Linked DNA regions of Homo sapiens: region 2 is linked to region 1. A link is an interaction called in ENCODE POLR2A ChIA-PET data of the cell type or tissue named here. Cell type or tissue: PC-3. All regions are shown on one strand. Each heading gives the region's core, and the rest is flanking DNA. Links, peaks and the distances in the headings are about the cores only. Region 1 overlaps CFAP20DC-DT (CFAP20DC divergent transcript). Region 2 overlaps CFAP20DC-DT (CFAP20DC divergent transcript).

Region 1 (5,385 bases), core at 133-5,132:
ACATGTAGACATCATTTAAGTCTAGATATCAACCTATAACAAACTAGTTTTTACAATGTAAGTATCATTTACCAAGAATCAGAGATCTGGAGCTACATCCAGTTTCAAGAGAGAAATTAATAATTGTAAAAACCTTCTGTCTTGAGACCACATCTTATGAGAACTTCCTTTAACATAAAGCACCTCTAGGAAGAGACCTTATTCCTGCCAACCATCCCTGGTTTGGTCAGAACACAAAAGATAGGAATATATTGAAATTAGGTGATCAAATCATGCCAAATATGACATAATAAAAACAGTTAAACAGGTTTCTGTCCTATACATCTTATCTTCTGAATGATTCTGGCTTGAGTTCATTTGGACTTTTCAACAAGACCCTGCACATTTCCATATTCCAACTTCTGCAAAAGTCAAAACCTGCCCTCGTCTCCCTCCAGCATCTGCTCTGCTGCCATTTCTGCTTTTCCCTGATGAGTGAATGAGGCATGCCAAGGAACCATGATGGAGAGGTCACTTAATTTTTGTTTGTAAAGCCAAATCTCCTGTGCTCCCCATAATTACCAATCAATTTTACATAAATAGCAAAATTAAGTCCCATTATTCTCATTTACCACAAAATTAGAGGAATTAATTAAACATGGAAAAAGTGCTGATGCCTGCCAAATCACTACTTCCAGTAGATAGAAATGAATTCAGAAATTGCACACAGGCAGGAAGAAAACTCAGCACAGCATCCAGAAACACAGCAAAGCATTGCAACTGAAAATATTGTTTAAATAATCCAGGTAAGTATGCACTAAAACGTTCCTGAGTTTCTCTCCTAAAGCTAGGACAAGGAAGACACATTCTTCCTTTAGAGATGAGATATGGTTTGGCTGTGTCCCCACCCAAATCTCATCTTGCACTGTAGCTCCTGTAATTCCCACGTGTTTTGGGAGGGACCCAGTGGGAGATAATTGAATCATGGGGGCGGTTCCCCCATACTATTCTCATGGTAGTGAATAAGTCTCAGGAGATCTGATGATTTTATAAGGGGTTTTCCCTTTCACTTGGCTCTCATTCTCTCTTGCCTGCCGCCATGTAAGACATGCCTTTAGCCTTCCACCATGATTTTGAGGCCTCCCCACCCACATGGAACTGTGAGTTCATTAACCCTCTTTATCTTTATAAATTACCTAGTCTCAGATATGTCTTTAACAGCAGCGTGAAAACAGACTAATACAAGACAACATCTGGCATCTTTACAATGCAAGGTGTCGGGTTCCTTTTCTGTTGTTATTTCAGGAAGGTGTTTGTTTGGTTTGGGTTTGAATAACCTATAAACCCAGAAGAGAAAGAAAACTGAAGACATGCTTTCCAATCCAAGTTTGTCAGAGGAACTTGCATTCGTGTGACTGTTGCTAATGAGTTCAGTTAAACTCCAGAAATCACACCACAGAAGCATCCATACTCTATATGAAAGATCATGTTGTGCTTAAGACCAAATTCCTGAAATAAATGAGGAGCAGATGGAGGAGAAGGGGTGAGGGTGGGTGTTTGGACTTTCACAATTTTGGGTATTGGGCTTAACAATGCTCAGATCTGTTAGAAAGTTTAGAAATGATGAGGCTAAAGATGGTGAAGTAGTTTCATAAACTAGAAAAGAAAGATTCAAACAGAAGACAAAAATGTTCTTCAAGGATTGTCTAAGAGTCCTTTGCAATTACTTCCATTATGAAACAATGAAATATATACTATTCCTTAAATAAACCCACCAAAATGATACCCCCTTTTAATGGTTGGACTATGGTAAAACAATCTTCATATCTTCCTTAATGAGATTTTTATTGCTTGTGTATATTTGTCTTGCACTGAATTTTTGCCTCGGGAACCCTGAATTATGTTACCTCAGGTTGTTCCTGGTAAGCATGCAAGCATCCACCCAATTTTTGCTGTGAAAATGGCTCCTTCTGGCAAAGTGAAAGCAATTGGAACTCAGTTTAATTAGCTGCCTTCTGTAAATATGCCATTATTCTTCTAGCTCTGTGCTGGAGTTATATTTACAAAGGGAACAGATAGCAATAATTATCTGGGGTTGTAGTTAGTCATTATTAGTTAATGCCTGAGCATAATTGAGAGGAAATTAAGACAAGTGTAGATTATGGGTACAAAACGGGATAAATAAGCATCTGTCAGAACATAAATTCTACCTATATTTTTGGGCATGGATGAGGAACTCAACTGCACAGAGAAGCAACAAGTTCCTCACCTGAAATCTATTTAACAAGAAGCATGTGCAATCTATATTGTCTAATTTTGAATAATTCACATTCTGGGCTTTCTGTTATAGATGTTCACTCTCAGACCAACTTTTCTTGGTGATGCAATATGCTTCTGAGCTACCTCTCTTTCCTTTGACTCAGGGGAACCCACAGAAGGCAAACTCAGTCTAATCACCCGGAGCCAAGAAAATAGAGGAGTCTGTCATTTTCAAAATACTCAATGTATCCCAAAGTCAAATCTAAAATGGGAATGAGTTAGGTATGTTCTGGCTTCCATTAGATTATTGCAAGTTGACTCGTTTTTAAAGTTTCAGCTTTAATATTGTTAACAGTCATTAGTGTAGGTAAATATGACTCATAAAGGTATTATAGCCTCTCCCTGTAGAAATTCTGGGGAACAGGTCATTTTGGGCAGGGCAGCCTTTGCTAGAGTCCAAACGCTAGAAGAAAACACCCAGCCCCACATCAGTTCCATAGTTTACAGGGAGGGGAGCAAAATCATACAGTGGGTGAAGAATATGGACTTTGGAGTCAGATGTGTCCAGACAATTGTTCAGGTTCCACTTCTTGCTAACTGTGAGATCTTGAACACATCAGTTAACTTCCTGGTTTCTTCATCTGAGAGATGGGGATGACATAGAACTTAATGATTAGAAGTACTGAATGAGATAAATCACATAAAGCACTCAGCACTGAGCCAGACACAAAAAAGGTGCTCACTTGGTTGGAACAGCTACAACTTCTGGTAATATTTCTACTCTACCATCATCTCCTGAGAGCTGTTTAAATCCACTAATATGCAGAGCAGGTTTTTGTTTCATATACAGCGACAAAGAAAAATCTGGGTTGGGGGAAGTACTAGGGGATGAAGCAGAAAGTGTTAGGTTTGTCTCTCAGCAGGCATCATGCACTGAGTTTGAGACTGTACAGTCATAGGGGTGACAGGCAGACAGAATCCTTGTGTCTTTTTTCTGTTTCATTTTGATTTATTTGTGTATTTATTTATTTTTTTACATGTGAGGCTTGGCAACATTTCAGCTCAAAGCAGAATCGCAGTTCCTAGGATAAATGGGGAGACTCCGGGTGTGAACAGGGTGGCCTTGAGGTCTGAGCGACAAAATGTGACAGGCTATGGAGGAGAGGCTCTTTTCACCACTTCATGGTGCCCCCCTATACTCTGTCACCCCTGCTGCTGACAGCCTGAGGAACACACAGAAGCAGACTTGTTGGAGTTGTCAAGGTGGATCCTGAAGACTGGAAGTTTCCACCCAGTGGTTGGGCACTAAGTGCTGGGAGAGCTGGGTGATGGGGGAGGCAAGTGGGGACAGCAGCTCACAGGTCATAGGTCTGTCTGGGTGCAGGTCAGAGGCACCATTGGGGGAAATACCTGGATGGCCAGTTTCTAATTATGGGGCAACAAATGATCATAGAATTTGATCATTTACTTTGTAGCATGCCTTTGAGTCATTATCATGGGCTCTGGGGATCTATGAATGCCAGGTTGGAGTTCATATACCTTGTAATAAGGTTAGCATTCATAAAAACATGCAGACCTTGTTAGGTGAAGCAAAAAGACTTCCCAACTTTCACCAAAATAGTGTTGTGCTATCTTTGCATTTATGCCTCTACTTTCAGCCAGAATTCCCCACATCTGGCCATCAACTCCTCTAAAGGGAGAAAAGGCTAAGATCCCCCATCAAGGACCAGTTCAGGAGGCCTGGCTTTTCATCTAGCTCCGGGTAGTGGCCTCATGGAGCACTGGGACCCCTGGGCTAAGGAGACCAGGGCAAATATCCAACTCAGTTTCTGCAGGTCTTGGTTTTGGGATATATTTTTGCATGTTTTACATCACAGAGATGAAATTCATCTCTAAACAACTACCCCCTTGGATAATATTTGAGATATTTTCAAACTTACAGAAAAATGTGACAAATAAATACAAAAATAATGTATTCTTCACCCAGATTAATGAATTTTAAAGAATTTATCTTGTAGATATTTATTAGTATTTTTTATGAACTACTGAGAGTAGGTTGCATATTTTATGTCCCTTAACCTCTTAATATTTCAGGGTATGCCTCCTAAGAATAAAGATGTTCTCTTACGTTACCACAGTGCATTTATCACATTCAGGAAATTTACCTTTGAGGTACCATTTTTATGTAACCTACAGTGCATTCTCTAACTTTGGCAATTGTTAGGATGATGCCCTTTGGCCAATATTTTCCCTTTAGTAAAGGTTCCAGTCTAGGATAATTTATTGTATTTTGTTTTTATGTCTGGAGTGGCTTTTGAGAGACTTAGAATCTCTGTTCATTTCCTAAAATCCTGACTCAAGGTGTCATTGGAGCCTTTAATCTGTGCTACATGTATGAAGCATTCTGATCCGTTTGGCATAGAGGTACACCATCTGTATTCTCCCTGGGCTGCCATGCTCATGCCGGTGGCCTTGTGTCTAGAGATCCCAGATGGGCTTCACATCAGTGCAGGATCTCTGCATTCACCTCACTGTAGGATGACAGAGATGAGATACAGAGTCCTAGTTTCTGTATTAGGGCAGATGTAGGAAAGGTCAGGTTAACAACAGTCATGAGGTAGTAACATCCACTGTCCCAAGATGCTGGGCTAAGATGTTAGAGGCCTCCCCCAACCCAATCCCCAAACCTACTGCTTCTAAGAAGACCCCAAACTAGACTGCTACCTTTGCCTTTTGTAGCCCTGTTATAGCGGGGCTGTTTTTTTCATGAAAGATTTGCAGGGAGGCAAGAAGTATCTGGTCCGCAGGGCCTGAAGTGGCCTGAGGACAGAGAGGCATGGGCAGGGCCATACAAAGGAAGTCATGGTGTCTGATATTCAATCCCAGTAATGTCCTGAGTGTCAGTACTGCCCTGCTCTGGGAGGAACACCATGGTATGGTGCTGGCAGTGCCAGACTAGTACCATGGAGGTTTCCAAGCTTTGGGGATCAGTCTCATTAGAAGAGCTGCATCCAGGCATACATGGAGACCATGATGCTGGTGGAAGAGCTCAGAAGATCTGCCAAAATGGGAACTCTCAGAAGATAAGGCCAGCCCCAAAAGCTACCCTGAGGTTAAGTGACAATGACTCACAGAGTGAACTTGTGG
Region 2 (5,385 bases), core at 134-5,133, 140 kb before region 1:
CATCATGTAGGAGACAGAGCCCAGAAATCTGTGTTTTTAACAAGTGGTCAGCAGGCAATTCTGACAATGGCTGTTTGGGATCCTGTCCTCACCTAATTAATACAGACCTGAATTGGCTTGTTTCTAGGTAAGATTTGTGTCTATAACAGACACTCTTAAGAGACCATGCCACTGACCTCTGGTGACAAGGGCAGTAGCCAGAGACCACAGGAAATGTGAGAATCCAGAGTGACTGCAGGCATCAGCAGGGCTGCAGTCCATCTATTTTATATAATTCATCCCTATCAACAGGGCCTCTTGTAAAATGCTAATGGCAATCTAAAAGATTAGCAGTAAACAAACTTATATTTTATTTATTGCCATGACTCAAAAGATACTATTGATTCTAACTAAATGTCTGTTTTTATGTTCCGTCATTTTCAGGCATGAAAGTAACTTGAACAAATCCCAAGGCATAAGGAAATGGGTCTCGTTCTCTAGAACTCTGCGGCATTGGAAATGAAGCTAAGCAGATTTTATTACATCCTGCAATTCTGCAACCTTTTGCAAAGCGTTTTATTACACTTGTGGAAGCCATTGGGGTTATGTTTCAATCATGATGAATGACAGGCTAACTTCTAAACAATGGCATCAACAGCCTTTCCACACTTCCTTGGCTATGTACTCAGAATAGAACCTTTCCTAAATTGTCCCTTGGCCTGGATGGAAATAAAATGGTAGTTAAAATATTTAGCCTGTGCTAACCTAAAAATTGATATCTTACAGTCTCTGAAAGGCATAACTCAGGAAGTGGATCTCTTAGAACTAGTGTGCTTCCTATAAACCAAAGGTTTGTTGAGGCTAAGATTTAGAGTTTCCATTTTGGTAGGTAACATAATAGAACAAGAAATGTACAACCTTTCCTCGGTTATATTCTCTTCCTGCCTTCAGTGCAGAGAAGCAAAGCTCAAGAGCTTAAAATGGCAAAATCAGCTTCAGGAACAAAACAAGCATGTAATGCAGTGATGGGACCTTTCAGACTGAGCTGTTTGAGTGGCAGGAGTGTAAGGAGTGTTAGGAAGCAAGCCCCTTGCCCACAATAGTCAATTTCTTCAAGGAAAGATGACGGTAGTGGGCTCTTTCTTTCCTCTGTTATATTAATAAATGTGGGGATTAGAGTTTACACAGGAAAATAAAACACATCTATAGCACTGCTACAAAGAACAAAACCAGGATTTTTCTTTTTCACACAAAGACTCTGAGAATCTCTTTAGGCTTATGGGCCACTCCCAGACCCCAGTACCATCACCAACATGTGGTGTATCAGTTTCCTGTGTCTGCCATAGCAAATGACCACAAATGGAAATTTATTCTCTCACAGTTTTGGAGACCAGAAATCCAAAATCCAGCAAGGTCATGCTCCCTCCAGAGGTTCTGGGGCAGCACCCATTCCATGCCTCTTTCCTGGCTGCTGCTGGTGGCTGATGATCCTTGGCGTTCCTTGGAATCTTGCTGGTCTCTGTCTGATCTCACTTTCCTCCTCCTCGCTCTGTGTCTCTCTCCTCTGGGTGACTCTTATCAGAACACTTGTCATTGGATTCAGGGCCCGCTTGAATAATCCAGGCTGACGATCTCAATATCTTTAACTTCATTACATCTGCAAACTCCCTTTTTCCAAATAATGTCACATACACAGATTTCAGGGATTTGACGCAGACTTATCATTTTTGGGAGCCAACATTGAAACAGCGACTTCAGGCATTTGGCATTTGATGGTTTTGATCTGGTATAAGACAACAGACTGAGTAGAACTCAACGGCATCTTGTTTAAAATCTTATTATATGCCTTTGCCAAAGCCCTGTTTATTGGGAATGATTGTTGCTGCTTCCTTGAGACTGGAAAGCCCTCTAGTTCCCAAGCCTGGTCTAGGATGTTTCGCTCTTAGCTGAAGGTAAAAAGCACTGCAGTCTGAACAGGATGTGCTCAGTAGAGAAAATGCCAGTGAGAGAAGATGGCAAGTACTGGTAATCTTCCCTCTGCTAGAGGGTTACTGATTTGTGATCCAGAGAACAGCCCTAAAAGTAACAATTATTCTTATACCCAGGATGTCAAACACTGAACCTCTCTCAGGTTGTAATGGCAAATGTCACCAGAATGCCTGGCCCCTGCCTTCAGGGCTAATTCCACATTTCACTGTTTGACTTTGAATTGAAGAAATGAATCAACGCTTGGTCACGTGGAACAGTTAGTTGAGTCATATTGCAAGCCTACTTGCAGTTTTTCTTCCATTTTGTCTATGCAACTAAAATGCTGGGAGAGTTTCATTCCTACCTGTCAATCCATGGGTTTTCTCATTTCAGGCTCTTCCTGTAATTCTGGCATGGTTTGGAGGCTGTGGAGGCTGCAGGTGGGGAAGGCCAGCCTGAAACACTCTATTTCCATGCTGGCCCCATGAGGCCATTGTAAACACGAACTGTTTCCAGAGCCTTTTAGGAGATGTTTTTTCAGAGGTGTGTGAACCACAGCAACTCCATCTTGAGTAGGAGATCATTATTATATAGGGTAAAATGAGGCTGAAACCTACTGGGCTGCATTCCCAGACGGTTAAGGCACTCTAAGTTACAGGATGAGATTGGAGGTCGGCACAAGATACAGGTTATAAAGATCTTGCTGATAAACACAGGTTGCAGTAAGGAAGCCGGCTAAAACCCACCAAAGCCAAGATGGTAATGAGGGCGACCTCTGGTTGTCCTCACTGCTAACTCCCACCAGTGCCATGACAGTTTACAAATGCCATGGCAATGTCAGGAAGGTTCCCTATAAGGTCTAAAAAGGGGAGGCATGAATAATCCACCCCTTGTTTAGCATATCATCAAGAAATACCCATAAAAATGGGCAACCAGCAGCCCTCAGGGCTGCTCTGTGGAGTAACCATTCTTTATTCCTTTACTTTCCTAATAAAATTGCTTTCACTTTATGGACTCGCCCTGAATTCTTTACTGTGTGAGATCCAAGAACCCTCTCTTCGGGTCTGGATGGGGACTCCTTTCCTGTAGCAGTTTCAAGAACTAAACAAAGCCTAATGATACCAATATGGGAAAAGCCAATGATGACTCTGTTTGCTAAAGTGGGTCTGGTCTACATGGAGAAAATACCAAAAGCAATGAAAACCAATGCTTAATTCAGAACAATGTCCCTGGCAGAATCCTTCTTCTCTCTGATTTCTTCTTGGACACAAATACCCACTACTCTGTTTCTCTTTTGCACAGGGGCTGGAGTGTTGCTAATTTTATGGTGAGCAGTGGGTAACTGGATGTGTGCATGAACATCCATTTCCATTATCACATGTCTGTTGTGTTAGACAGAAACAGCATGGCAGCTACTCCCTCCTTGTACTGATGACATTCCGAAGAAGATTCTCCCGTTATCTTTGAGTTCTCACTTTTCCAACTCTCAGCTCATTCCTATTTTTATTGTTATACCTGTCACCAAAATCCACATGGTGGAAAAGAATGATCCTCCATTTTTGGCAAGGAGGTTTAAAGGATCTTCCTCCATGATTGCTTTCATCACAGTTGACCCAAAGCTATAGAACAATACTTTTAAACCCCCACCAATTCTTTCAGATGATGACCAGGAGCCATGTGTCTTACTGAACAGAAACCTCTACCATTCATCCTTCCCTGAATCCAACCTCCAGACTAAGGTCTGGGCATGTACCTCCTTCTTCTGGGTGTCTCCATCTGTTGAATGTCCTTGCTCAACATGCTGGTAAGAAGGAAATGAACTTTTGTTGAATATTTGCTGTAGATACATTTGTAAATGATGTCATTTAATTTATACAAGATCCTCATACAATGTACATGGGAATTTATGCCTAGAAAGATTTAGTAACTTGCTCAAGGTAACAAAGTTGGTAATGGGTGGATGTGAGATTTGAACTCGGGTGTAACCCCAAAACCCATGTTCTTTGAAGAGGAACTGGTAACCATGGACTCTCAGCAAATTTACCATTCCCAATTTCTCTCCTAAGTCTATTGAGTTGGCAAGTTGCTCCTTTGTGCTGATGTACAAAGACAAAGGGGGAGGAATGGTTAAAGAAAAGCAAGGGATATCCAAATATTCTCAAGGTGAAAACCTCCCTTTAGTCATGTAAGTGAGTGCAAATAATGGCATTTGTATACGATAATAACATATTGGTGGGGGCGGGGAGAGATGTTTCTAAACATGTTTACTTTTACCCTAAAGCAAATGTGTTAATCAAAGGGTTAATGATTACCTAACCTGGAAATAAAACAATGTAAAATAATTAAGATGTAACTTCTTAGTTATCAGAATAAAACCTGGGTCATTCCTACCTGGAATGACTATGACTACGACCAACAACCCTCAATCATTGTCACATCCATGTAGTTCACTTAGGCCCTGAAAATATCTTTATTACCTACTATGCATGGAACAGCGGTGAGGCAGCCCTGAAGGCATAACTGGAAAGTGGAGAGACTGCTAAGGTCTGCTTGTCTCCCCTCCGTAATTCCATGTTAAAACCTAATCACCAATGAGAGTGTTAAGAGGAGCAAGGGCCTGTGGGAAGTGATAAGACCATGATGGCAGAGTCTCTTAAAAAAGAGCCTCAGCAAGTGGCCTTGCCCCTTCCACCATGTGAGGACACAGTGAGAAGGCACTGTCTATGAACCAGGAAACAGGTGCTCACCAGACAAGTAATCTGCCGGCGCCATGATCTTGGGCTTCCCAGCCTCCAGAACTGTGAGAAATAATTTTCTGTTGTTTATAAGCCACCTAGTTTATGGTATTTTGTTATAGCAGCCTGAACAGGTTAAGAGAGTAACCGTGGAGGAATGGGAAGAGCAGGCCTAGTTTCAGTAAGAATATAGAGTCTATTCTAGGCACTGAGAAGATTTTTTTCTAAATCTATTCTTCCTCATCACATTGGATCCTCCTCATCATAATACTGGATACTACTGAAGAATATCTGTGTACCAGTCATTATGCTAAGAATTTTCAAAGCATTATTTAAATCTTTAAAAATTCTATGTTTCCTTCCTTTCTTCCTCCCTTTAAAAATTTTTTATTTAACAAATATTTATGCAACACCTATTGTATGCCAAATACTATATGTACTAGGTGCTGGTACTCAGTGCTGAGCAAAATCATCTGTAAGTAACTGTTACTCTCCTTCTATAGACAAGGAAACTAAAGCTTAAAGAGTTGGTAACTTGCTTCAGGTCAGACACAAATAAGAATGCCTGTCTATATATGAACTCCTTGCCCTTTTCCCTATGCCAAGCTGTTTTTCAGAAGGCAGGAAGAGTGAGAACAGTAGATGTCCTGTGGGCTAACTCTTGTTTTTCCCTACAGACCAGGCCCAATAAACATACCTACTT

What was found. Peaks named below come from ENCODE experiments on the same cell type or tissue, not always from the same donor. Only the 100,000 strongest peaks of a DNase experiment are listed, where the experiment ranks them.
Region 2: POLR2A ChIA-PET joins it to region 1 with 5 read pairs; 1 of 35 experiments calls an interaction of 5 or more read pairs at or near these places.

What each region holds. Positions count from the first base shown.
Region 1 is chr3:59,578,457-59,583,841 of GRCh38, reverse strand. All of the region lies in intron 6 of CFAP20DC-DT (CFAP20DC divergent transcript), which reads right to left. Among named protein-coding and RNA genes, the nearest start is that of CFAP20DC-DT, 490 kb to the right of the region's middle. In PC-3, for the core only: no CTCF peak of the experiment used is centred there; a DNase peak (open chromatin) is centred at 2,661; H3K4me3 peaks cover 707 bases; H3K27ac peaks cover 1,354 bases.
Region 2 is chr3:59,723,295-59,728,679 of GRCh38, reverse strand. The region is part of intron 6 of CFAP20DC-DT (CFAP20DC divergent transcript); the gene reads right to left. Among named protein-coding and RNA genes, the nearest start is that of CFAP20DC-DT, 640 kb to the right of the region's middle. In PC-3, for the core only: no CTCF peak of the experiment used is centred there; a DNase peak (open chromatin) is centred at 2,189.